Linked DNA regions of Homo sapiens: region 2 is linked to region 1. Evidence: chromatin loops called from intact Hi-C (ENCODE). Cell type or tissue: heart right ventricle. All regions are shown on one strand. Links, peaks and the distances in the headings refer to the core of each region. The heading gives the core; the rest is flanking DNA.

The links. Hi-C counts contacts between places; a loop is a spot of excess contacts. Peaks named below come from ENCODE experiments on the same cell type or tissue, not always from the same donor. Only the 100,000 strongest peaks of a DNase experiment are listed, where the experiment ranks them.
Region 2: a loop joins it to region 1, with 2.4 times the contacts of the local background. A loop is called at or near these places in 4 of 110 quality-filtered maps.

Annotation. Positions count from the first base shown.
Region 1 is chr5:38,657,710-38,674,816 of GRCh38, reverse strand. LIFR-AS1 (LIFR antisense RNA 1) reads right to left here. Exons shown (of 9, transcript NR_103554.1): 9 at 3,601-3,791. Among named protein-coding and RNA genes, the nearest start is that of LINC01265, 54 kb to the left of the region's middle. RefSeq lists an enhancer at 14,216-14,510. In heart right ventricle, for the core only: a CTCF peak has its summit at 7,586 (motif pointing right); DNase peaks (open chromatin) are centred at 3,810 and 7,606; H3K27ac peaks cover 156 bases.
Region 2 is chr5:38,571,985-38,579,984 of GRCh38, reverse strand. All of the region lies in intron 1 of LIFR-AS1 (LIFR antisense RNA 1), which reads right to left. LOC105374735 (a long non-coding RNA gene) reads right to left here and starts at 4,545. Exons shown (of 2, transcript XR_925936.3): 1 at 3,604-4,545; 2 at 385-839. It also overlaps a transcript of LIFR not described here. In heart right ventricle, for the core only: no CTCF peak of the experiment used is centred there; a DNase peak (open chromatin) is centred at 3,434; H3K27ac peaks cover 1,176 bases.

The sequences.
Region 1 (17,107 bases), core at 3,705-11,704:
GTATATTGTTTTAAAATCTAACAAATTTGCTGAACTCCCTTATTAATTTTAATATTTTACTGATATTCTCAGGTTTCCCATGCATCTGATCTCCATCTGGTATTGTAGCTATAAATAATAACAATTTGGTTTTCTTCTCTCCTCTTTTTAATGCATTGATCAGGGCTTTCTGTATTTTGTTGGTGTGGCAATGACACCAAGCTATACATGTCTTATTCCTAACTATAAAGGAAATTGCATCTAAAATCTTAAAATTAAATTTGATGATTGTGTTAGATCATTTCTACCACTTAGGATTTTCACTTTCATGGTAAGTGAAAATGATCAATGAACAATTTTTTCTTCTTGTACTGGATTTGGTATCAAGACCATACAAGCCTCACAAAATGAGGTATACTTTCTCCTTTTTATTTTTAATTAGTGCAACAATTTGTGTAAGACAGGGAGAAGCATTATAAAAACAGCCATTCTCTCTCTTTCCCCCACATGAATAAATGGCAACCAGCTATCAGGCAAAAAAAAATTGACTCCTCTTTTCCCCATTCATATTCTATTTCTGAGCAAAGCCCACTGTCTCTGCCTTCACAATACTTCTCAAATCCAGCCAAGTACATCTCTCTACCACTACTTCCACCCTCATCTAAGCCACCATCATATCTGAATGATTCCATGACTTCATACCTAGATTTCCTGTTTTTGGTTTTAGCTCCTCATAGTTTATTCTCAATAGTAAAGCACAAATAGTACATACTAATGTAGTCCCAATTTAAAGCACGAATCAGGTGACGTGACTCATGTTGCCTCCTATTCATTTCCTTGGTGAGGGAGAGATTCCGGCTTTAGGGTTATGGGCATGGCTAATGGTATACACATGGCATCCAACACTGGACAGATGAGGTTGACACAATTGATTAGTCATTTCTACTCACAGTCTAGGAGAGGAGAACACTGCATGCCACGCCTGGCCACACAGGGGTTGCACTTGAGAACAGAGTAGACCATCAGGTGCTGTAGAAGGCAGGCTCTGCAGTAGCAAGAGGGTGTAGTGCCCCCTGGTTCCCACAGGAGGATGTGATTTGTTGGCTGAATAATTCCATAAGCTAGCAAGGAACTGAAACCCACTTCTCAGAGAGAAGCGGTAACCGCACCTGGTCCATTTGATAAGAGTGTTGTATGCATGGGGAGGACATTTGGGAGGGTAATTTGTAATTAGGCCATCTGAGGCCCTACTTTTCCCAAATGTTGAGGCAGCACATAATACTGGGGCTTAATTTCAAACCTTACACCACAGATTCCCTGGTCAAAACTTTCCAGTGGCAACTACAAGGTTCTTCATGGTCTAAAAACTGGTTACCTCTCTGGCCTGATTTTCTATCCTTCCTATGCCCCAAATACTCCACTCTCCAGTCACAGCAACCTGCTTGTTCTCACTCAAACACATCAAACAGGTTTTCAACTCAGGCCTTAAGCTCTTGCTTTTTCCTCTACCTTGAGCCCTCTTCCCCCAAATATCTCCATGGTGTATTTTCTCACTTTCTGCAGATCTCTCCTCACTCCCTCAAAAGATAATAAGTGATATTATTTTGCATCCTTACAAACTTTATTTTAATGGGATATTGCTGTACGTTGCTTTTCTTTTTTATTATTATGTTTTTTAAAGTCATCTAGATTGCTACCTTGAGCTGTGTTTAATTAATTTTGTCTACCATGTGTATTCCATTGTATCACTACAAGAACATTTATTCATTTCATCCCCTATGGATGAACATTTACATTGTTTTCAAGTTTCTTCCATTAAAACAATGCTTCAATGAATAGCCTCCCAGGCCTCTTTGTGAATACATAAGAGATTTTTCTCTAGGGTATATAAAAATATGTGGAATTGCTGATCAAAGAGTTCCAGAGACTTGCTGGGAGTTGACCTCCGTGGTGGTGCTGAGAGTCCTATGTGGTCTTCCTCCCGCTGAATAAAACAGAAAATACTGGAAGATCTGAGAGACCCTGACACCTAAAAGAGATAGGGTCATAAGTAAGTGCAAACAGTTGTCTCCATGATTCACAGGAGGAACTTCTACTCTCTGTGAGAGGAGTCCCTCCTTCTGGTACTATAGCCAAAGGCCACCCTTAGTGAAGCACTATGGGAATGAACTCTGGCAAGATGCTGCCACTGGCATGAAGCAGCTGCTATAACAGAATGTGAAGCTGGGAGGTCTTAACTCTTAGATATACTGTATTTTCTCCCTCAGGCTTGCATGAGTCACTGTTTACCTACAGAGAAGAAAGAGCACTGGTCTTTGTCAATAGCCCTCACTGAGTTGAGAGATAACAGTTTCCCCATGGGAATCCTTGGTATGGATTAGATGCCTAGAAACTATGGAAAGAAACTCAAAACAGCTTCAGAGCTCCTGAATTAGAGCCCAGCTTTCAGATTCCTGTGAAGAGTGTGGCCAGGAAAAGACGGCTGTGGGGACGTGTGCATCTATTTACTCTTTCCCTTCTCTTATCTTTATTTTGTATCTTCTCTCCCTTTCTTCCTCCTCTTCTCTCTTTCTTTCTCACTTTCTTGGTCCCCCTTGTGGGGGATTTCACCACCAATTGGATTTCATGACTCCACTTTGCCTCTCTAGTGTTCATGTTTTGAAACCAAAGGAAGTCGGTGGAAGAAATGTTTAATATTTTCCAAAACCATTAAAATTCAGAAGAAATTCACGCACACTGAGCTAACCCCTCCCTAGCTCTTGGCCTCTGGCTCGTCTGTGAGAGCCATGTTCTTGGTATAGATCTCTTTCGTGCATTGTAGGAGTCAGTTCCCCTCCAGGATGTTATCATAGAGAACTCTGGGTCCCAAGAACCTCACAGAGACCCAGGAAGATGGCTATCATGGCCTGGTTTTGATCTCAGAAAAAAGACTGGCTAAACATTTCTCCATATACAGCACCACAATACATGTACATCGATTTCCTTCAGAAACAGGAGCCTGATGCCACATGGAGTAAGAGAGAAAATGTTACATTGAAAGTGAGGAGACTTGAGTTCTGGTTCTACCTCTGCCACTATCTAGTTGGTGACTGGGCCAATTACATAGCCCTCTAGGCTTTAATTACCTCATTAAAACATGAGGGCTTTGGTGTAAAAGACCTATTCCAAGCCGGGTGTTGTGGCTCACACCTGTAATCCCAGCCCTTTGGGAGGCTGAGGCAAGCAGATCATGAGGTCAAGAGATTGAGATCATCCTGGCCAACATGGTGAAACCCTGTCTCTACTAAAGATACAAAAAAAATTAGCTGGGCATGGTGGCGTGTGCCTGTAGTCCCAGCTACTCGGTAGGCTGAAGTAGGAGAATCGCTTGAACCCGGGAGGCGGAGGTTGCAGTGAGCCAAGATCGCACCATTGCACACCAGCCTGGTGAAAGAGCGAGACTCTGTCTCCCAAAAAAAAAAAAAAGACCCATTCCCTCAAAACATATTAAGCATCTACTTTCAGCAAGTACTACCCTTCATAGTCAATTTTAGTTCTAAAATGTCTTGATGTTGGAAGGTATTACAAACTGTTTTTCTGTGTCTGAGGTCACTTGAATTATAATCATTTGAGGTCTTTAAGTGAATTTACAGATGCCATGTTACTAAGAGATTGCATGATTTCTCTCCCCTAAACTCATTCCAGGGCTGACTGGAGGATCTCTGCTATTTTCTCATCTTTGCAATTACCACATAGTTGTGGGATGGAACATGTTGTCAGCCTTCTTGGTTGATGTAGCTGCCTGTTCCCTGGCTGTCTTCCCAGGCATGTACCTGTTGGGGACACAACGTCATTGGAGTGAGGGAGTCTTACCATAACCCCTCTATTTCCCAGCCCTCTGCCAGTGACTCATGAGGATCATGTCCCAGGCCCACCATACTGCACCTAGGAGGATAAAATCTACTTCTAAGCTTAACAGTGAGCGGCATTGTTTCAATTAAATATTTCCCACTAAATAAGGACTACAGTCTCCTCCAGCGGTTTCCCAAAGGGCATTTTCCATGAAATTGGAAGGGAACATTCTTTTAAAGAGGCTGGCAAAGGCATTCATCTCATATTAACCATCGTAAGAACAACTTGCTTGTTGAATGTGGCTGCAATATTTATCTTGCCAAAGAGCCAAGTTTCTCATGTTATTTCCCTATCCAAAAACTGCCATCAACCCCCATTGCCTATAGAATTCAAGATGTTTACGTGCCTCTTTTTTCTTTTTTAAGGAAAACCCTCTATTGTCTGGTCCCATCTTACTTCTTCATTATTATTATTTCCCATTGTTCCTGTCTGTATATTTTTTCATCTATTCTCAAATAAACATACCTCTGTCTCTGGGGGAGGGGAGAGGACAAAACTTACCTACTACTGTTGATTACCTACTACTGTTAAGCACTATCATAAATATTTTCACATTTGTTATTTTATAGCTAAAATATTAAGATCCAGAGAGGTTATATACATTGCCCAACTTATCAGTGGGTAAGTTGGAGCTGTTCTCAAGGTCTGTTTGACTTCAAGATCTTAATCGTTCTGCTTTAACACACTGCCTGTAGTCTAGGGATCCTATACTCCAGTCTGCTAACTGCAGGGTTGTTCTGGAAGTCACTCCTGGAAGATGCCCTAGCACTTGCCCCCCCAGCCCTTCCCATTACCTTTGTAAGCAACCCTGCATTAAATTTATTTCTGCTGAAATAACTTGGGAGACTTCTAAATCCTGACGGATACAGTCTATTGTCAGGGAATGTTTTTACATAAACCTTAATATCAAATAATCATAGAGCTTATATTTCTTTCAGCCCTGCCTCTTTATTTTACAAAGGAGTAAACTGAAGCCAGAGAGGTAGAAAAAATTGTCCAACATCACATAACCACTTTGTGACAAAGTTCAAATACCTTTGCTCAGAAAAAAAGGGGCCAAAATGGCAGATTCAATAAGTGTTTTAGAGGCTTCGAGGTATTTAGCCTGGGGCCAAATCCTGACCAAAACTCACTAGCTCTAGCTCCTTGGGGAAATCCCTTCACCTCCCGAATCCTCTGTTTCTTCATTTGTAAAATGATGATGATAATAATCTTTTGCAGCACTGTGGAATACTGGGAGGTTATATATGTAAAATGCCTAGTACAGCATCTGCCTCATAATATGTGCATTATGTATTTAGGTGCATAATATGTGCATTATGTATTTAGGTGCATTATTCTTAATTTCCCAGAATCAGCAAGGCCAAACTCCTTTGCATTGTGGGCTAACAGGGAGATGTCCAATAAAAACAATGATCCTTTAGTTCTCACTCCTGCCTAGCTCTAAGAGGCTCAACAAATACTATGAAAGCAAATCAGGTGCCCCATGGACAAAGACTAATAATGATACACCATATCTGACTCAAACATTTCATTCATTTTTGCACTCAGCAAAGAGTAAAATGGTTTCTAATCAAGTAAAGAATCCTAAAATTGGATTCATAGCATATAGTGCCAGGTTCAAAAGGGGATAAAAACATTACTTTTTTAACATTCTTGCTAAAGAAATGTTCAGCATACTCCATGTTATTCTTCCTCAATTCTTTTTCTTTTCTTTTTTTGACACAGAATCTCATTCTGTCCCCCCAGCTGGAGCACAGTGGTATGATCTCGGCTCACTGCAACCTCCGCCTCCCGGGTTCAAGTGATTCTCCTGCCTCAGCCTCCCAAGTAGCTGGGACTACAGGTGCCTGCCACCATGCCTGGCTGATTTTTGTATTTTTAGTAGAGACTGGGTTTCACCATATTGGCCAGGCTGGTCTTGAACTCCTGAACTTGTGATCCGCCCGCCTCAGCCTCCCAAAGTACATTAATAACTTTTTAAAACTCTGAATATAATAGGCATTAAAGATTTCTAGAATGCCATGGGTTCTGAGTCATGGGGAGCTGCAAGTGTTTCTAATGCACCGATTCTCACAATGCTGAAATGCTCTCCCTGCCCATTGACTCAAGGGAGCCAACCAATGAACTACGTCTGTTCATGGAGAGATGCATGTAGGGATCAGAGTATCCCAAAGATGCATTTTTCTAGACAGTACCTGGTCGCTGTACACCAGTTACCAGTGCAGGGAAGTGTGAACATAGCCAAGAATTCGGACTGAAATTCAGAAGGCTTTTAATTCACTATTGGTAGTGAATATTTCTGACTCAAGTCTCAACAGAAAACAGAGTGCATTCAGGATGGTACAAAGAACATTAAAGAAAAGACTATCTGTAGAGGACTAAATGGGATCAGAAGGGACTCTGAGGCACCAGGGGACTGATGAAAGTGGGCAGCCATTACACCCCCAGGTTTGAAGGGTCAAGGGGAGAACTGGCAGGTGCCAGAACCCAGTAAGAGCTGTAATGTGGGAGAGGAGGCCTTTGATGGGAGTTTGCTCATCAGTAGAGGAACAGGACCACCATACCCTAGTGAAGAGGGGAGTCAAAAACACTGACATCTCTCTTTCCCACCTTCTGACCGCTTACTAGTGCCTCCCTCTGGCTGAACCACCAGAAGCCCATTGATACAGTCCATACCGGCAGTCTCCTGCAGCTCAAGGCAGAGCTAAAAAAGCTGGAAATGGATTTGGAGGGGCAAATCAAAAATAACCTTGCGTGGCAACTCTGTGAGTCCCGGGAAAGGCACAAATACAGTTTTCTTTTTCTTTGTTTTGCCTTGGTTTGTCCTGTATTGGAATGGCTACGTGATGAATTCACACTTATTGATGGGAGAAAGTTATCTACTACATACTTGTACCCAGATTAGATATGGCAATCAGAAGGTCCAGTTCAATTCTCTAAGCAGCTGAATTTTCTTAACTACCTGGGAGGATATGTCACATTTTAAAGCCATACAAAGATCTTCAAGGCTCTGCATTCCAGACAGTTTTCTCTATTTGTTGGGATTTTCGGAAGCCCAATGAGTGACACTCCTGTTCCTTTCAATCTCCCTATATTGGGAGATTGAAAAATCACATTTAATATTTAAAGCTGATATTAGACAGCAAGGTTTAGTAGGAATGCTAAATGAGCTTACTAAAATTGTGCTGCAGAATAAAATGTATCCACTCAGTCACAGGCAAAGCAGGAAAACACAGGTCTTGCCCACGGGGGCAGAGTCTTTACTGCTAACCTCTTGAGCAGATGAAAACACATGCTTTTTGCAAGTGGACAGACCCCTAAAGAGGAGAGGTAGGAGCTGAGGCACCATGCTCAGTTGCTTATCTCATTCAGGGGTTAGGTCTGTCCTTGTTCCATGGTGGAAGAGTGAGTCACCTGCCAACAACAAGAAGGATATGTGCAAACAGACAAAGCAGAAGGTCCCATGGTCCATCCACCCATTATTCCCCTTCTGATAGTAACCCCCGGGGTGTTCTATGGGAGAAGGTGATCCGCTTGTCCCCCAGGCTTTTAAGAAATGTATCAGTGCCCATGTCTGACTTCCCAAAGCCCTGGCTTGACCTGTTGACATTGGTTTGTACAACTTCTTGGAGAAACCAGTTCCTTGTTTTCCTCCCATGGATTCTCTGTGCCCCCAAAGTGTGGGGGAGATAGCAGGAGACCAGCCTCCACCTCCGCTTCTGTCCTCCAGGTGGCAGGAGCACCATCTGGACTGTTCTACAGCCTCAGACCAAGCCAAAGATAACAGTATGTTCATGCACAGGAACACGCTGTGCTTCTCCAGATCCCAGGAAAGCAAATCCCAGTGAAGGTCAATAGTGGTACACTGTTTATAACTCAACTTTGGGTAGGAAGAACAAATATTAGGCCTCAGAACTTTCTTTTGTCAAGGACTCATGAGCCTTCTGCTAGGTCCCATCTGATCTTTTGTTAACTAGGTTCTTTCAAGCCCTGTTTATTCAGTGTCAAAAATTCTTAAGCAGCCGAACTCAAGTACCTGGGCTAGAAAGCTGCTATAGTTGCTCTGGAGAGAGTGGCCAGGAGTGGCAAATACCCTCCTGGCCCAGGCCCCACTGACTCTCCTCTCCAGGCTGCCTCTCCAACCCCAAAAACTCATCCAAAAGATGGTGCAATACAATACAACAGAGGCTACCTTCTCACCTTAGTGGTCAGAAACTAGAGCCATGTGTACAATTGCCTACTTGATATTTCTTCTTCAATGTCCCAAAGGACCCTGTCCCACTTCTGCCCCAAGCCTGATCCTTCTATAGTGTTTCCATTGTCAGTGAAGACATTCCCATCCAGACAAATGTGCAAGCTGGAAACCTAGGAGTCAGGCCTATCTCAATCCACATCGAAGTCATTTCCAAGTCATTTCTATTTGGTCCCCAAATCCTCTCTTGAATCCCTCCACTCCCCTCCATCCCCTCCTCTACTACCCTGGTCTGTGCCACAGTCATCTCTTTCCCTACCTATTCTGCCTGAATTCTTTCTCATCCTGCCTCCAATTCAGCCCCATTCTGCAGCTACAACAATTATTTTTTTCCAGAATGCAAATCTCATCATCTTTCTTCTTTAAAGCCCTTCAGTAGCCTCCTATTGCTCCTGGGAGAAAAATGAAAAGCCTAAAATAATCCACTAGATCTTCATCCAGCCCTTCATGCATCTGCACCTCTCTTTGGGCGGCACTTCTATTGGCCTCCAACCCTTTGTATTCTGGTCCCGCAGGTACTGTTTTTTCTCCCACCAAAGGGCCAGTGCATGTGTGCTTTCTCTATGTTGCTCCTCTCTGTGGAGGTTGAAGGCTTACATCTCAGCTAGGAGGACTTCCTCAGGGGCCCCTTTCTGACTTTCTGGAAGAGACAAAACCTCCCCCACTACATTTTTCCATGACAAACATGGGTTTCCCCCCATTCAGAGCACATGCCGTAGTTGTCATTTGTTGTCATTTAGGTGGATTATTTATTAATGCTTATCTCTCCAACTAAAAATGTATCCCCATCTAGGCAAGAATGACCTCTATTTTTGCTCAAAATGATTTGTGTTTGCAGAACCCGGCAGGAAGATTGGTAGTGTATCTGTGAACATGTGTTGAATGAATTGCAAGGTTTTCCTCAAACATGTACAGAGCAGGACATATCCCTGTGGTGTTACTTCCACTCTGGGCTGATCTTTGCCAGCTCAGCCTGGCTCCCTGGTTTAGCCAGCATCCAGCCCTGGGGAAAGTGTGTTCTTCCACTCCACTCTGTGACTACCCTGAAGGGCGAAACCACTAGGGTGGGCTCCAGAGCCAAAAGGGCCAACACAGAAGTACTCCACTAAGACCACACCAAGCTCCCCAGGGCCATACCACAGACTTAAGTACTGTCACTACTATAGGAAGTTCCTGCCGCCAAACTGCCAATGCTGCCTCTGTGTGGGTAATTAGGCTGTGCCAACCAGAGCCCTGCTGGTCTCTTTCTGCTTTAGGCAGGAGGCAGATCTCAGCTGTGTAATGGGTATCAGAAACTCTTAGCGCCCTCTCACTCTGCCCTTCTCTCCTTCTCCTCCTCTCCTTTCTCCTCCTTAATTCCTTAACTGACCCCACCGCTTAAACATTTTTCCTGGCCAGGGAAAATGTAAACCAAACCCTCTGCATAGAAACCAGCTGTGAATAACCAGGTCAACATGACAGTGTGGTCCCAGTACATACCCATAGAAGTGGGGGACTTTCTCTAATGCATGTTATTTTGTAGAAAGGTGTCTGCCTGTGCCTTTCAGAATATGTAGTCTCCCATAGTGTGTGTGTGTGTGTGTGTGTGCGCACGCACTCAAGGTACATGTGCCCATAGTGTGAATGTGCATGAACTGTGTGTATATGTCCATAGCATGTGTGTGTCTAGGGGACCTGGGAAGGGTTCCATCTCTGTGTTCCACAGACAGCCCTCTCACTTCCACAGCAGCTGCCTGAGATCCCCATAGGACATTCTGAGGCAATTAGTGACCATCTCCTGGAGTAGTCATCGGAATCCACTTCACAAACCATCAACTACAGCGAGCAAAACTGACTCTAGCTGATGCCATCTGAGATTCAGCTCATTGTTTGCACTAAGCTCACACTTTCTCTAAGCTATTCACACCAATGACTCTACTTGGCAGGGATGACAAGGTAGGCTTGCCTGTTCCTGGCTGACATAGGCCTCTTCTGACAGCTGACTTTTACTCAAGGACTGCCTGATGGTCTGAGTGAGTCTTTATAGGCTTCAAGGCCATCTCAGGAGCTTCCAACAATCTTCTTTCCCTGCTAAGCTTGCATTGCAGTCGATGGCTCTCCCAGCCTATTCAGTCCTTGCATGTTTAATCTCATTTTAGGATCTGCTTCTTAGAGGTCCCAAATTAACACAACTTCTTACCCATCTCCTTTAGAGAGCAGCACCTCCAATAACAGCAAGACCTTCCAGCCATGCTTTTCTGGGACTTACAGATCTTGAGACAAGAAAGGATGAAAAAAACAACATTCAAACCACCCATATTGGCTGGGTGCAGTGGCTGACACCTATAATCCCAGCACTTTGGGAGGCTGAGGTGGGCAAATCTCCTGAGGTCAGGAGTTCGAGACCAGCCTGGCCAACATGGTGAAACCTCATTTCTACTAAAAATACAAAAATTAGCTGGGCATGATGGCGGGCGCCTGTAATCCCACCTACTTGGGAGGCTGAGGCTGGAGAATCGCTTGAACCCAGGAGGCAGAGGTTGCAGCGAGTGGAGATGGTGCCATTGCACTCCAGCCTGGGTGACAAGAGTGAAACTCCATCTCAAAACAAACAACAAACCACCCATATCTAGTGAACGTACATATAAGTGGACCATACACAATACATTTTTTTTTTTTTTTGAGATGGAGTCTTGCTCTGTAGCCAGGCTGTAGTGCAGTGGCATGATCTTGGCTCACTGCAACCTCTGCCTCTCCAGTTCAAGCGATTCTCCTGCCTCAGCCTCCCAAGTAGCTGGGATTTCAGGCGCGCCACCATTCCCAGCTAATTTTTGTATTTTTAGTAGAGACGGGGTTTCACCATGTTGGCCAGGATGGTCTCGATCTCTTGACCTCATGATCCGCCTGCCTCGGCCTCCCAAAGTGCTGGGATTACAGGCGTGAGCCACCACAACATGTTTCCAAAAATGCCCTTCAAAAGTAAGGAAACAACTCAACAACATGCTGGGGTTTGTCAGTCCTTTGTCCTGCTAAATTTCTTTTGGACTTTGAAGGGCATCTTAAATAGTGACAAGTCCTTTGGTTACCTCAGCAAGGCCCAGGTGTTGCACATGTAAGGCCAGGGCCACCTCAGCATTTAATTCCAGGCTGCAAATACTCTTGGCTTTGTGGTCTTCTCCTCCTTCACAGGGTCAGAAGCCAAAAAGCAATGTTTCATATTACAAACAGAAGGAAGGAAACTAGCTGAGGGAATGAACAAAGCATCTATTTTGAAGTGGGGTTGCCAAGGCTGTGCCATGGAAGAGGAAGATGAAGTTCATGGCTTCACGAACATTCTTGGATCAAATAGTCCATCAGAAGAATGATCTCATTTGCATATGTATACCATTTATTATCATTTGATATTCATATATGCACATATAAATGAAGTCATTTTAATCTAGGAAATGATTTATCTGTCATTCTAATCAGAGGGTGTTTATTATTATTGAAAATAGCTACAGCATTTATTAAATACTTACTTGCTATTGCCAAACATTATGTTAAGCACTTCACATACACTTTCATTTAATTTTCAACTTATAAAAGAGGAAATTACGTGCTGTGGTAGGATTCTGTAAACTAAAGACACAATTTTATCCCCTCAGAATTTTTTTCTAACTTGATTTATTTTTAATCATTGAATCAGTTGCCAGACCAACTAATCATAAGGTTCTAAGAAGGGAGCTGCATGCGCCACTTCCAGAATAACCAAGGCAGGGAGAGTGTAAGCCCTTGTTCTAGGTCACACCATGAGCAAGGGCAGAAACAAGATTCAAACTTAAGATTGTTCAGCTCCAAAGATTTCTTTCTGTTCCTTAGAACAACAGTGAGCACTTAACAGTAGAGTTAAATGCTTTAATAACAAAGTCCATGATTAAAGAAATTATTGTGCAAATGAATACAGAAATGGAACTTTGGATTTGAATCTCAGCTCTGGCTCAGATGTTAAATAACCTTGACAAACTGAACTTTCTCTTGGGAAAAATGAGCCTATCTTCAGGAAGGTACGAAAGGGCTAATGATCCTGAAAAAGCCCTGCCTCTCCCAGAAGCAATAAGAGGAATAACAAAGAATAATGAAACACTATATCAATATAGTGTGCAATGGAATTGCTTAAATCATACACAACATTTTAGCTTCTTATAACATTAGGAATCATATTATCACGGTTGAGTTATGTTTTCCTCACTTCCTTGTGGCCGCAGAAATTCCAAGTTGCAAAATGAACTTTAAAAAAAAAAATCCTTTACTTCTTTGAAAATTATTCACTCCTTTCCGCCTGTTTGCTCCCTGAGAAATATTTTTGAACAGTGTTTGCTACCCCCTATTTATAGCTTTCCAGTTTTGGCAGGTATGGGAAAGTTTATAAGTGGTTTGTTTTCTTTGCTATAGCCAGTGTTGATTTAGGTCCCTTTAGCCACTGAAACAATTGGAAGCACTTTCAAGGAAGGCAAAGTCTGTTGACGACTGATAACATTGTAAAATCCAGATAGTCCGAATCAGGATTTCTTTGGGGGGCTCAGATCAGTTAGAAAATCTTAGCAGTGCCATGATTTGAATAATTATCTTTACTTCTTTTTTTGTGTATGGCTGTTGTGGAGGAAGCTTGCCCTTGACATCAGTAGGAAAAGCATCTCCTGAACATTGTCAGAGTCATTGGTGACTCTGAGTTTGATGCTGACTTGGACAACTAGGTAAGAAAACGTGCCTGCAGTGCTCTGTATCTGAGCTGTAAAGATCTACCTTATGAACCTATGTCTAACATCTAGTTTTTCACCAATTTTTCATGCTGACCAGAAGCAAACATTCGTGGTTCTTTTGTTTAGGAGAGATACCTGGAATTTCTAGGGTTTGTTTCATAAATATCTGAACTAAATAAATACCTTTGAAAGCCACGAGAATTATAGGCATCTTTTCCTTCCATCTGGTATGTTTGTATGGGTGGTATGGTTGTTTTTTTTTTTTTTTCCTGGATTTTTCCACCCTTTGCCTCCCTATAATTTGTGGGCCTTGAGAAAAGTCACGGTTTGCCCTGTAAATGTAGAGGGGAGCTTGTTAAATTGGGGTCATTCCATTTTTTTCTTGTCACCTAGGTTCTTGTCTGCAGTGCTCCAGGGAGTGGGACCACAAGGAATAAAGAGCTTCAACACAGAGAGATGGATTTCCAGCCTCAAAAGCTGGAAAGATGGCAGTGTTTCTGAGATTAAATGGCTCCTGGAAAGTAAACCTCACTGGGGACAGGAGCAGAATGTGGAGGCTGCCCACCCGCCTGTCATCTGATCCAGTGGCAGCTCAGAGGGAATAAAACCATCAGGTCTCCTAAAGACACTTAGGAGGATAGGAGGCCCTTGAATAACTCCACCCATCCATCCACTGGGACTGCAGAAAAGGCAATTAACTCTCATACACACCTGGGAAGCCAGGCATTTTCCCCCACTTTAAAATGAGTAAGGGACTTTCTCCAAGGTCACTCAGTCAGGTTAGGTCAATTCTGGAAATAGATCTGAGGCAGTACCATACACATACCCCACCCCCACCCCCTGCTCCACCCCTCCCCGACCTGGCTTCTAATTTGCAGGTCAATTCTTTCCTTTTTGCTGTGATCACTGATTTCCTCCTCTCCTCTTTTTTAAATTTAATTTTTCATATTTTCCTCCAGCTTTATTAAGATATAATTGACAAACTGTATATATGGTGTACGATGTGATGTTTTAATATATGTATACATTGCAAAGTATTAAATCAAGCTAATTAACACATCTAACACCTCGCATACTTATCCTCTCCCCTTTTCCTTTTCTTTATTTAAAAATATCTGACAAATAAAGATTGTCTATCCCCCTTTTAAAATGTGACTAGTAGTTTAACAAAGCCTTTAAATTTTTTTAATTATGCAAAAATTCAAATATATACAAAAGTAGAAATGAAGTGGCATCTTGTCTGGGGTAAATGACCGAGGTTCGTCATCTCACGCCAAAGAAATCGAGGGCTCCAAAACACAAGAAGTGAGTTTAAGGGCAGAGGCTTAATAGGCAAGAGGAAAGAGAAAAGAACTCTCTCTCTGGCAGGAGGAGAGAGAGAGAGAGGGACTCCTGGGCGGGTGTTCCGGTTTCATAGTGAAATGCCCGGGATTTTATAGACGAGCTTGAGGAGGCGGTGTCTGATTTACATAGGGCCCAAACATTGGTTGGACCAGGTGTATCATTTACATAGCACATGAGGAAGCTGGCCACCCCACCCTGATCTTTTATTATGCAGACAGGTTCTCTACGCTGCCTGCGCCATGTTGCCTGTTCCTTTACTGTAGTCGTGGTTGACAAGGAAAACGGAAGAAGGAACCTCCATGTTGAACATGTCTGGCCCCCAGGTAGTCTTTTCCTATTGGCACAGCTGCCGGCATTCACCCGTGCAAGCTTCTAGCTTGCTTACCTATGCCTGCAGCTCGATTTTACAGGCTGCTCTTTGTTAGAAAAGAAATGATTTGGGGGCTGCTTTTTGTTAAAAGGGAAACCTTACTGAAGACTCTCTTACCCTAACTGCCTAAATAATTTATTTTTAGCTCCTGTTTTAGCCCAGACCTCAGTCATATCTGGCCTCATACTTCTTGGTAGACATACCTAAGCATTGTAGATATTTTCATGTGTAATCATATGCCATTTCCCACTCACAAAAATCGTTAATATTATCTCCCACACACTTGTATCTAAATGCCCCTAAAAAAAAAGTCAGCTTGCCATTGATTTGATTGAACAAGAATCCCATCAGGCTCCTTTCATTACATTTGCGTGTAATATATCTTCTGTCTGTTTTTTTTCCCCCCCTCTGTCGCCCACACTGGGTTGCCCAGATTGGAGTGCAGTGGCACGATCTGGGCTCATGGCAACCTCTGCTTCTCGGGTTCAAGCGATTCTCCTGCCTCAGCCTCCCTAGTAGCTGGGACTACAGGCGCATGCCACCATGCCCGCTAAATTTTTATTTTTAGTAGAGACAGGGTTTTACTATGTTGGCCAGGCTAGTCTCGAACTCCTGACCTCAGATGATCTGCCTGCCTCGGCTTCCCAAAGTGCTGGGATTACAGGAGTGAGCCACTGTTCCTGGCCTCTTCTGTCTGTTTCTATTCTTTTCCTTCCCTGTCAAGTATTTCTTTAAGAAACCAGATCAATTGGGCCGGGCGCGATGGCTTATGCCTGTAATCCCAGCACTTTGGGAGGCCGAGGCAGGTGGATCATGAGGTCAGGAGATTGAGACCATCCTGGTTAACACGGTGAAACCCCGTCTCTACTAAAAATACAAAAAAATTAGCCGGGCGTGGTGGCGGGCACCTGGGAGGCTGAGGCAAGAGAATGGCGTGAACCCGGGAGGCAGAGCTTGCAACTCCAGCCTGGGCAACAGAACAAGACTCCGTCTCAAAAAAAAAAAAAAAAAACCCGATCAATAGTCCTAGTGCTCATTTATTTTTCCACTGTTACCCACTGTTATTATATGTGTATTATTTGAGGATGAAGAGTTGGAAAATCTCTTCCACCAAAATCCTAGCAATAAATAGAAAGCATTAAGTATTAAGAAATAAGCTATTCTTAATATGTAGATGAGGCATAGGTGATGATGATACATGTAAAAATAAAAGAATGTCTTTAGATTTTAAAATAGATTAGTAAAAAGGGTTATAATATAAACCACTTGTTTTGGTTTAAGTGTAGCACTTTTCTAGAGATACAAAGTAAAGTACCTGGACAATAACTCATTTTTGAGGCACTAAATTGAAACCGAAAAAGAATGTACACTCGTAAAATTGTCTGGACTGACCCTGGGAAAAACAGTCAATTAGTTGCCTTTTTTTCTCTCCTGGTCAATTCCCCACACCCTGTTATCTATTAATAATTTATTTTTAATTCCTGAATTTTAAAAACAGCTTCTTTATTAAGCTGTTGATTGACATACAGTAAAATTGACATACAGTAAAATGCATAAAGTTAAGGTATACAATTTGATAGGTTTTGACATTTGAATATACTTATGAAGTGATCACCACAATTAATATAATGAACATATGATTCAACCCCAAAAGTCTTCTCCTGCTTCATTGTAATCTCTCCCTCCCGACTCTACACTTGCTCCCTACCCCAGACAACAATTGATCTAAATTCTGTCACTATACATTAGTTTGCATTTTCAAGAAATTTATATACATGGAATTATGCGATATATACTCTTGTCTGGCTTCATTGAGCATAATTATTTTGACATTTGTCAATGTTATACTGAGTATCAATAGTTCATTTCCTTTTTTTGTTGAGTAGTAATTCTTTGCATTCTATTTCTGATTAACTGTGGTAAGGATTTACAAAAGGTCTCTTACCTGGACCATTCTTGAGCCTTTAATGTCTTCAATACTTCTGATGAGCCACTGGTCTTTTAATATACTAGGGCAAATCACACTTCTTTAAAACCCACTCCCAAAGGAATAAGTCTTTGCACTATCATACTCTTTTGAGCTTTCCTGATCCCAGTTCAGATACATAGAGATCTGAATTCACTATTCTCTTCCAATGTTATAATTATATGAGTAGGTAGATGGTGGGAATGAGTAGCGTCAGGGAAAGAATGACATTCATTTAATAAGTCATCGTAACACCAACTTTTTCTTAAAGGCAACACCCAGATCCCTTTACCCACCAATCCTCTGAGTGCTTCTAGTGCTATAGAATAGTTGAAGTATCCTATTTCTTTTCTTTCTTTTTGTTTTTCTGAGACAGAGTCTCTCTTTGTCACCCAGCCCAGTCTAGAATGCAGTAGCACCATTTATGGCTCATTGCACCCTCAAACTCCTGAGCTCAAGAGATTCTCTTGCCTCAACCTCCCAAGTAGCTGGGACTAAAGGCATGCACCGCCATGCTTAGCTAATTTTTCTGATTTGGTATAGAGACGAGGTCTTGTTGTGTTGCCCAGGCTGGTTTCAAA
Region 2 (8,000 bases), core at 1-8,000, 91 kb after region 1:
AAATTAAAATCCTTTTGGGAACACTCTTCTACCTGGAAGAGCTAGCTTATTAGAGTCACCTCTTATGTGTTCTCCATTAACACTATTAAATTTCAACAGCCTGTAACTGTTGAATATTAAGATATTTGCATAGAATTCCCCAGGTTTTTGGATGACCTAGTAGAATATCACATTTTTAAAAACACACGAATAGCTCAAAGCTACACAGAGTTTATTATGCAACATTCTATTAGGAATAGCTCAAATGAATGCTTTATAGTAGAAGAAAGTGTTGCAGTATTTTGTCTATAACATAATTGACTTTCTTGGTGAGTATACCTCAAATTATTGAGGTATGTTGAGATGGTGTTTGGAAAATGTTCCATGGAAACAAAGCTTGGAAACTTGGGGTTAAACAATCTTGATTTTATTTTTCTATTGCAGGACTTCTGAGAGCCTTCGGTGTGCTGGTTTACATTGCATAGCTCTAGAGATGGGTATTATGTAGGAGTTCCTAAACTTAACTGACCATACATAGACTCCCCTCTTTTTTTTTTCCAAAAATATTTGACCTACTTTATGAAATGTCCTATATAGCAGATTATATTTCTGTTCAAAATGTTGGCTGCTCCTCCCTGTGGTATCCCTTTTCTGTAGAAATATTATCCTTCTCTACTTCACTGGCCCCAAGTGTGGCCACGTGACCTGTTTTGGCCAATGTAACATGGCTGTGGGTAAGGTGTGTTTCTTCTATCAGACACTCGAAGAGCCAGGTGTAGTTCATCTATTCTTTGTATCCTTTGCTACAAGACCAGCTATGTCCCAAAGTTTGTTCTGACATCTTAGAGTTCTGGAGAGTCCTAGAATGGAAATGTAAATGCATAAAACATAAGTCTTTGAAATTGTAAGCCATTAATATTTTGCATCATTTGTTACCACAGCCAACTGAGCCTAAGGTGACTAATGCCTTCTACTTCTAAGTATTTCTAAATTATCTGAACCTTTACCACTTTTCACAGGTGTACTCATTCTGTATTGATTGTCTAAATGAGGAAGTGTTCTTGGAATTATTCTTTAGGTTAGGACAGTACACTTGAAGGTGAACTAAAAAAAATATATATGAAACGTGTCTTAAAGAAATGGTGTCTAGGCTGCGCGTGGTGGCTCACGCCTGTAATCCCAGCACTTTGGGAGGCTGAGGCAGGCAGATCATCAGAGGTCAGGAGTTTGAGACCAGCCTATCCAACATGGTGAAACCCTGTCTCTACTAAAAATATTTTTAAAAAGTTAGCTGGGTGTGGTGGTGGACACCTGTAATCTCAGCTACTCAGGAGGCTGAGACATGAGAATCACTTGAACCCGGGAGGCAGAGTTTGCAGTGAGCCAGGATCGCACCACTACACTACACACTACAGCCTGGGCGACAGAGTGAGACTGTCTAAAAAAAAAAGAAATAGTGTCTAGTAGTTACCTGGAATTTTATCAAAAATGAGTAGTCTTGGTTGGGCGTGGTGTCTCATGCCTATAATCTGAGCACTTCGGGAGGCCAAGGCAGGCGGGTCACCTGAAGTTGGGAGTTCGAGACCAGCCTGACCAACATGGAGAAACCCCGTCTCTACTAAAAATACAAAATTAGCTGGGTGTGGTGGTCCATGCCTGTAATACCAGCTACTCAGGAGGCTGAGGCAGGGGAATCACTTGAAACCGGGAGGCAGACGTTGCGGTGAGCCGAGATCACACCATTGCACTCCAGCCTGGGCAACAAGAGCAAAACTCTGTCTCAAAAAAAAAAAAAAAAGAAAAAGAAAAAGAAAAGAAAAGAAAAAGGAAAATAAAAGAATATTCTCAGGCTCAATTCTCAGAGATTCTGATTTAATGGGCCTTGGATGGGTCCTAGGAATCTGAATTTTAAACTAGATGTTACCAATGCAGCTTGTCTGTTAACCACACCTTGGAAAAATGCCACTCTAAAGCCACTGTTTGATTAACAGTCATGTGATAACATGCATTTAAATAAATGTCATTTCAATTTAAGAAGGCACCATGGAGGGTCCTCCTTGGAATTCCTGGAAGCATGTATGAAATCAGTTTTATCACATTTGAGTTTATATTCATTACATTTTAGTGCAAAATATTTTATGCACAAATGATACTTTCATGCTTAAATGCCTATGTTGTTCAAAAAGCCTGATTCTAAGTGACCCTTAGCTCTTTCAAAAAAATAAAACCAAAACCAATCTGCTTTAAAAAGATTAAGTTCTGTTACCAATGAAGATCAAGGGCTATTTCAGTTGCAAGTGACAGAAACTTAATTCAAACTGTGTTAAGCAAAACAAACATTGGTTACAGAGCTAAAACGTCCATGGTTTTTGAGAGGATGAAGTTCTTGGTTGACAGGGCAGGACATGTCAAAACTGGAGAGAAGCACTCTGGGAAGGTGTCTGGGAGGTGGGGATGCTATCAGTCAGTGGGCAGGAAGAGGAGGGTGTGCAGGTTCTTGTGGGAGGAAGACTAGGCAGGCAAGGCACTATCTGGACAGTGTGGGAAAAGGTGAAGGGGCAGTCTAGGCAGATGACTGGCACCGGGGAGATTTGCCCAGGTGTGGTAAATGGAAGTCCTGAGAGCTGGGTAGGGAATAATCAGAAAGGAAGGAGTAGGTGGGTAGGCAGAGCGAGAGGTGTCAGTCAGCTGAAATCAGGGCTCCATTTACAATTAGATCTAGATACTCAAAACGTAGCTTCAAATATCTGCTTCTTTCCATCAATCAGCACTACATCCTCCTCCATTGTTAGCTTCATACTCAGACATTAAGTCAGGATGAGAAGAAAGGAGAGGGAGGAGAATGAGTTGGCTGAATACCATGACCAGATGTTTAGAAACCAAATCATAAAAATCTTTTTAACTGGTGTCTTTGAATGTCTTAAGCTTTTCAAGAAATTCTTATAACCTTCAATATCTGTTTGTGTCATCAGTGTCAGTTCAAATCGATTCCACTGACAGCTTGATAAATGATTTCCAATTTTATCTCAGACAAATGCAGTATGGTTCAATCAATGGTTTTGCTTATGTGAGCACTTTAGGATTGTGTCCGATCCATTTCTACTTAAAAATTTAGTTTCAGTGTTGCTTGACTAATTTTCACAACTCTGTGCTTTGAATGTGTCTGAATATTGCCCCGAATCCCTCCCTATAACAGGCATGAAGAAAATCTGAGATAGAAATAATACGTACTTGATTACTTGATCCTTTATCACAGGCAACTAACTACTGTAACCAGATGATTCCCTGCTGACACTATTGTGATACCTGCCAAAGAAACTGTCTAATGTCACGTTAACACATTAAAAATGACAACCAGCCAAGCCTCTAAGCCTTCTTTCACTCTTGGCATTTGTAGTTGTTTGCTTATCGGATGGTGTCACGTTTCTATGAGTCCCAGCGCTGGCTCGCATTATAGTCAAGTGGAACCAAGAAAATGCTGGCAAGTCTGTCATGGAAAGCTAGGCCTATAATGCACAGGACAACCCTCTTTAACCAAAAATTATCTGGCTCTGGATGTCAAGAGTGCCAAGGTTGAGCAAGGTTATGCCTGTTTTAGATAATCATAGGAACTCTGGCTCTTACCTGTAAGAAATTGAAAGGCATGATCAGGTTTTAAGCAAAAGGAAGAATCATCCAAGTTACATTTTTAAACAGGATTGTTCTGGATATGATGTTGACCACAGATGGCAGTGGAGCAAGCAGGAAGCAGAGAGGACTGTTAGCAGATTATTGCAATAACAGACAAGAGATGATAGTGACTTAGACCAGCAAGGTGGTTTTTGAGGTTCACAACTTTAAATTTGGTTCTTTTATCCCTACCATAGAGATGAGGAAACAGAGGCTCAGGGAGGAATATAACCAGGCCACGTGGCTGATTAAACCACGGCATTAGTATGTGGGCCCAGCAGTCTGATTTCAAAGCCATGGTCTTTCCACAGCATTATGATGCCCTTCCCCCATCACCTTCCTCTGTATCTCTTTCTCAAACAAAATGCAAAACCAGTGACACAGGAATAAATCCTAGAAAGAGCAATCTTCACAAGGTTCCTTTCCAGGCCTACCATTCCAAGTATCTGAGCTAAACCGACTTGAGCCCGGGTCACCTCAGTTACCCAAATCTGTCTCTTTAAATTTCCCCCTAAGGACAAGATTGGTCCCAGAACCCAGAGCAGGGATGAGCCTATAGGTGGGGGGCCTCTGGGTCCTACAGAGGATGGAGAAGAGATATGAGAGGTGGGAAACCAGTCCAGCACATTTTCTGGATCAGCGGACTGTGTAATGTGTGTTTGTTAATTTGTGCCCCAAACCACAGCTGCCCATGGACTCAGCACAGCCATTAGTGGATTTCTGACAGTCTATGGCAGGCAGCCCTGTGTTCTTCACAATTGTCACAATTTAGACTTTAAACAATTCAGAGTGGTCTCTTTTCATGTATAGGAAGCTCTCTCTGGGCAAACGGTGGGTAACCAGCACATCAGACAACGGCATCAGATTGCAAACTTGTCTCCGTAAATTGAAGTAATCAGAAACAAACAGATACAAAGTTGTTTTATAAAACCTCTTAAAGTATAATATACATAAATATAAGTGCATATATCATAAATGTATATATTGGTGAATTTTTATAAGCTAAACACTAAGAACATTATCAGTACCCTGGGGCCCCCACCATCCCCTTCCAATCACTACTCTTCCAAGAGTAGCTGCCATTCCTGACTTTTAATACTGTAAATTAGTTTTGCCAGTTTTTGAACTTTTTCTAAGTGGAATCAAATAGAATGTTCTTGACTTATTTCCTCCAACATCACATTTGTGAGATTCATCTGTGTTGTTAAGTTTAGACCATTTATTTTTGCTGTTATATAATATGACATATGAATACAAAACAGTTGATCTGTTCTGCTTGGATGGGCATGTGGATAGTTTCCAGTTTGGAGTTATTATGAATAGTATGCTGTGACAATTTCAGTGCATGCCTTTTGGTGAAAACATGCACAAGTTCCTGTTGAGTATATACGTAGGTGTGGAATTGCAGGGTTGCAGGGGAACAAAAGATGTCTTGATAGGATGAAATATAACATATTCTAGCTATAGAGGTAAAACAATGTGTATAGATATTACAGGGAAGGTTTGGATAGGCTCAAGAATGAAAGCAAAAGTCCAGAGCTTAGGAAAAGACTGTGACCGTCAGCATGCAAAGTAGAGTATAGTCTAAGCTAAGGAAAATGATGGTGTGTGTAGATAGTTAGGTAACTTGCAGAAACCAAGTGGCAGCAGTGCTGGGTAGTAAAGGGCTTTCGTTGAAAGACCTGAGTTCGAACTTGCTCTCAGTTTGACTGTGTAACTGAGGTGTGTCACTTGACAGCTCAAAGCCTTGACTTTCCCTTACAGAAAATTGTTGAGAAGATTAAATTCATTCATTCAACAATGATTGATTGACTACCTACCCATGTGCTGAAGACTGGAGATCCAGCAGGAAACAAAAAAGTGTCCTTGTCCTCATTGATTTTACTGGGAAGGAATACCCATGGTAAACAATGGCCATGTAATGACAATTATGAAAATTGCAATCACGGAATCTAACCAGTCCGGGGGGTCTGGGAGGAGTGTCTGAGGCAAGTAGACATGAGCCAGGCCAAGAATTGGGGTGACAAATTTCAGGCAGATGAAATAGCATGAGGGAAGTCTATAGAGGGAAGGAGCCTGGCATGTGTAAGGAAAAGAGACAGTGAGTGTGGCTGACAGGAGTAAGCAGAGGGGAGAGTGAAGACCAGATGCAGTGGCAGGCCGGGCTTTTAAGTGGTTGGCTTACCTTGATTGCTTTTTTTTTGTTTTGTTGTGTTTTTTTGAGATGGAGTCTCACTCTGTTGCCCAGGCTGGAAAGCAGTGGTGCCATCTCGGCTCACTGCAACCTCTGCCTCCCAGGTTCAAGCAATTCTCCTGCCTCAGCCTCCCAAGTAATTTGGGACTACAGGCATATGCCACCATGCTCGACTAATTTTTGTATTTTTAGTAGAGACGGGGTTTCACCATGTTGGCCAGGCTGGTCTGCCTCAGCCTCAAGTGATCTATACCCCTCAGGCTCCCAAAATGCTGAGATTACAGGTGTGAGCCACCGCACCCAGCCCCTTGATTGCTTTTTAAGCCTTTTAAACTGAAGGCAAAAAGAGGACTGGGAAATAGGGTGGGAGTGGTGACAAAATCAGGAAAGTGCAAAAATATATGCTGATTTGTAAATTTACATTTCAGTATTCATCCAGTCATTCATTTATATTTATGCGATGAGGGACTACCAAGTGCATCTGATCATGTCTGAAATTATTTGGGTGTCAATAACTACTGAATGGGATGAATGCATAAACAGTAACTTACAAGGTCAACACGCTGGCAAAAGAAATTCTGTTTAAAATTATTTAATTTCATTTGCTCTGATATTAAGTTAGTTCTTTCAGTAGATTTTCATTCTAGGAACAGTCGCTAATATTTGTTGAATGCTTACTATGCATCAACTTCTGTTCTAAGTAATATGGTAATATGTAACAGGTATGTTTTCTCATTCACTCCTAACCACAACAACGCAGACAGGTAGGATTCATTATTATCCCCTGCTTTACTGATGGTGAAGTAGACATCGAAAGGCACACTGACCCACTGGCCTGAGATCACCTAGTTAGTAAGCAGAGAGTCAAGATTTGCACTCAGGCAGTCTGATTCCAGCTCAAAAGCTCCTAATGGCTACTTCTAGCTTCCAGAAAGAAGTCACAGACAAGCAACACAAATATCTGGTTGGTTTAATTGTTGCATTTCTCATTTTAAATTAGTAAATTGGTATTGTGCATTACACATTAAGCTCTTGTGAGCTGATTAGTGTGACTTGACTCTCTAGGGTTTTGCTCCCTTCTAGTGAACTAATAAGGCTGAATTTCCAAACCTGCAATCCAGCTGTGGATCAATGGTTAGAACACAGGAGAGTGACAGAAACAAAGATGGGGAAAGTTGCAGCGGCCACATCTTGCAGGTTATATAGACCATGCACACAGTTTGAACTGTTTCGTAGTGTGTAGGGAAGGAGTATGATTGGTTAGGATGTGATCACAACAGTTTGGGTGAGAGATGATGGTGACTTAGATGACTATGATGGTAGTTAAAATGGAGATGAAATAACAGATTCTAAGTAAAAGGCTGCACAAAGTGCTTGGCATGTAGTAGGTGTGCTATTAAGGGGTAGCTATTGTTAACAACCATGGCAAATTCATTTCAATCCAGCAGGTTACATTTCATGGATTGGAAATGACTGCCTGAAGCATAGCGTTGGAAAGATATTCTGACCCCCCTTCAGGCCCGCACAGAAGGAGCACTAGGATAGACTGGAGATGTCTGTCATAAGCTCTGGATAAACAGGTGGTAGCACAAATGTTGAGGGGTGCTTTATAAGGATTTTCAAATCAATAGTTTGGATCTGTGCCCCCACCCAAACCTCATGTTGAATTATAATCCCTAATGTTGCAGTGGGGCCTGGTGGGATATGAATGAATCATGGGAGTAGGTTTCTCATGAATGATTTAACACTCTCCCCTTGGTGCTGTTCTCATGACAGTGAGTGAGTTCTTGCAAGATCTGGTTGTTTAAAAAGTGTGTAGCACCTTCCCCTCACTCTATATATCTTGTTCCTGCTCCTGCCATGTAAGACACCTGCTCCTTCTTTGCCTTCTGCATGTTTGGAAGCTTCCTAAGGTCACCCCAAAAGCAGAAGCTGCTATGCTTCCTGTATAGCCTGCAGAATTGTGAGCCAATTAAGCCTCTTTTCTTTATAAATTACCCAGTCTCAGGTATTTCTTTATAGTAATGTGAGAACAGACTAATATACAAGTAAAGACAAGATTCTTATACAGACGATTTTGAATCGTTTTTCTCCATAATAATATTCAAAGATAAAGTGGGCTTAAGCTATAGTAAAAACAATCCTATTTATTAGAAAA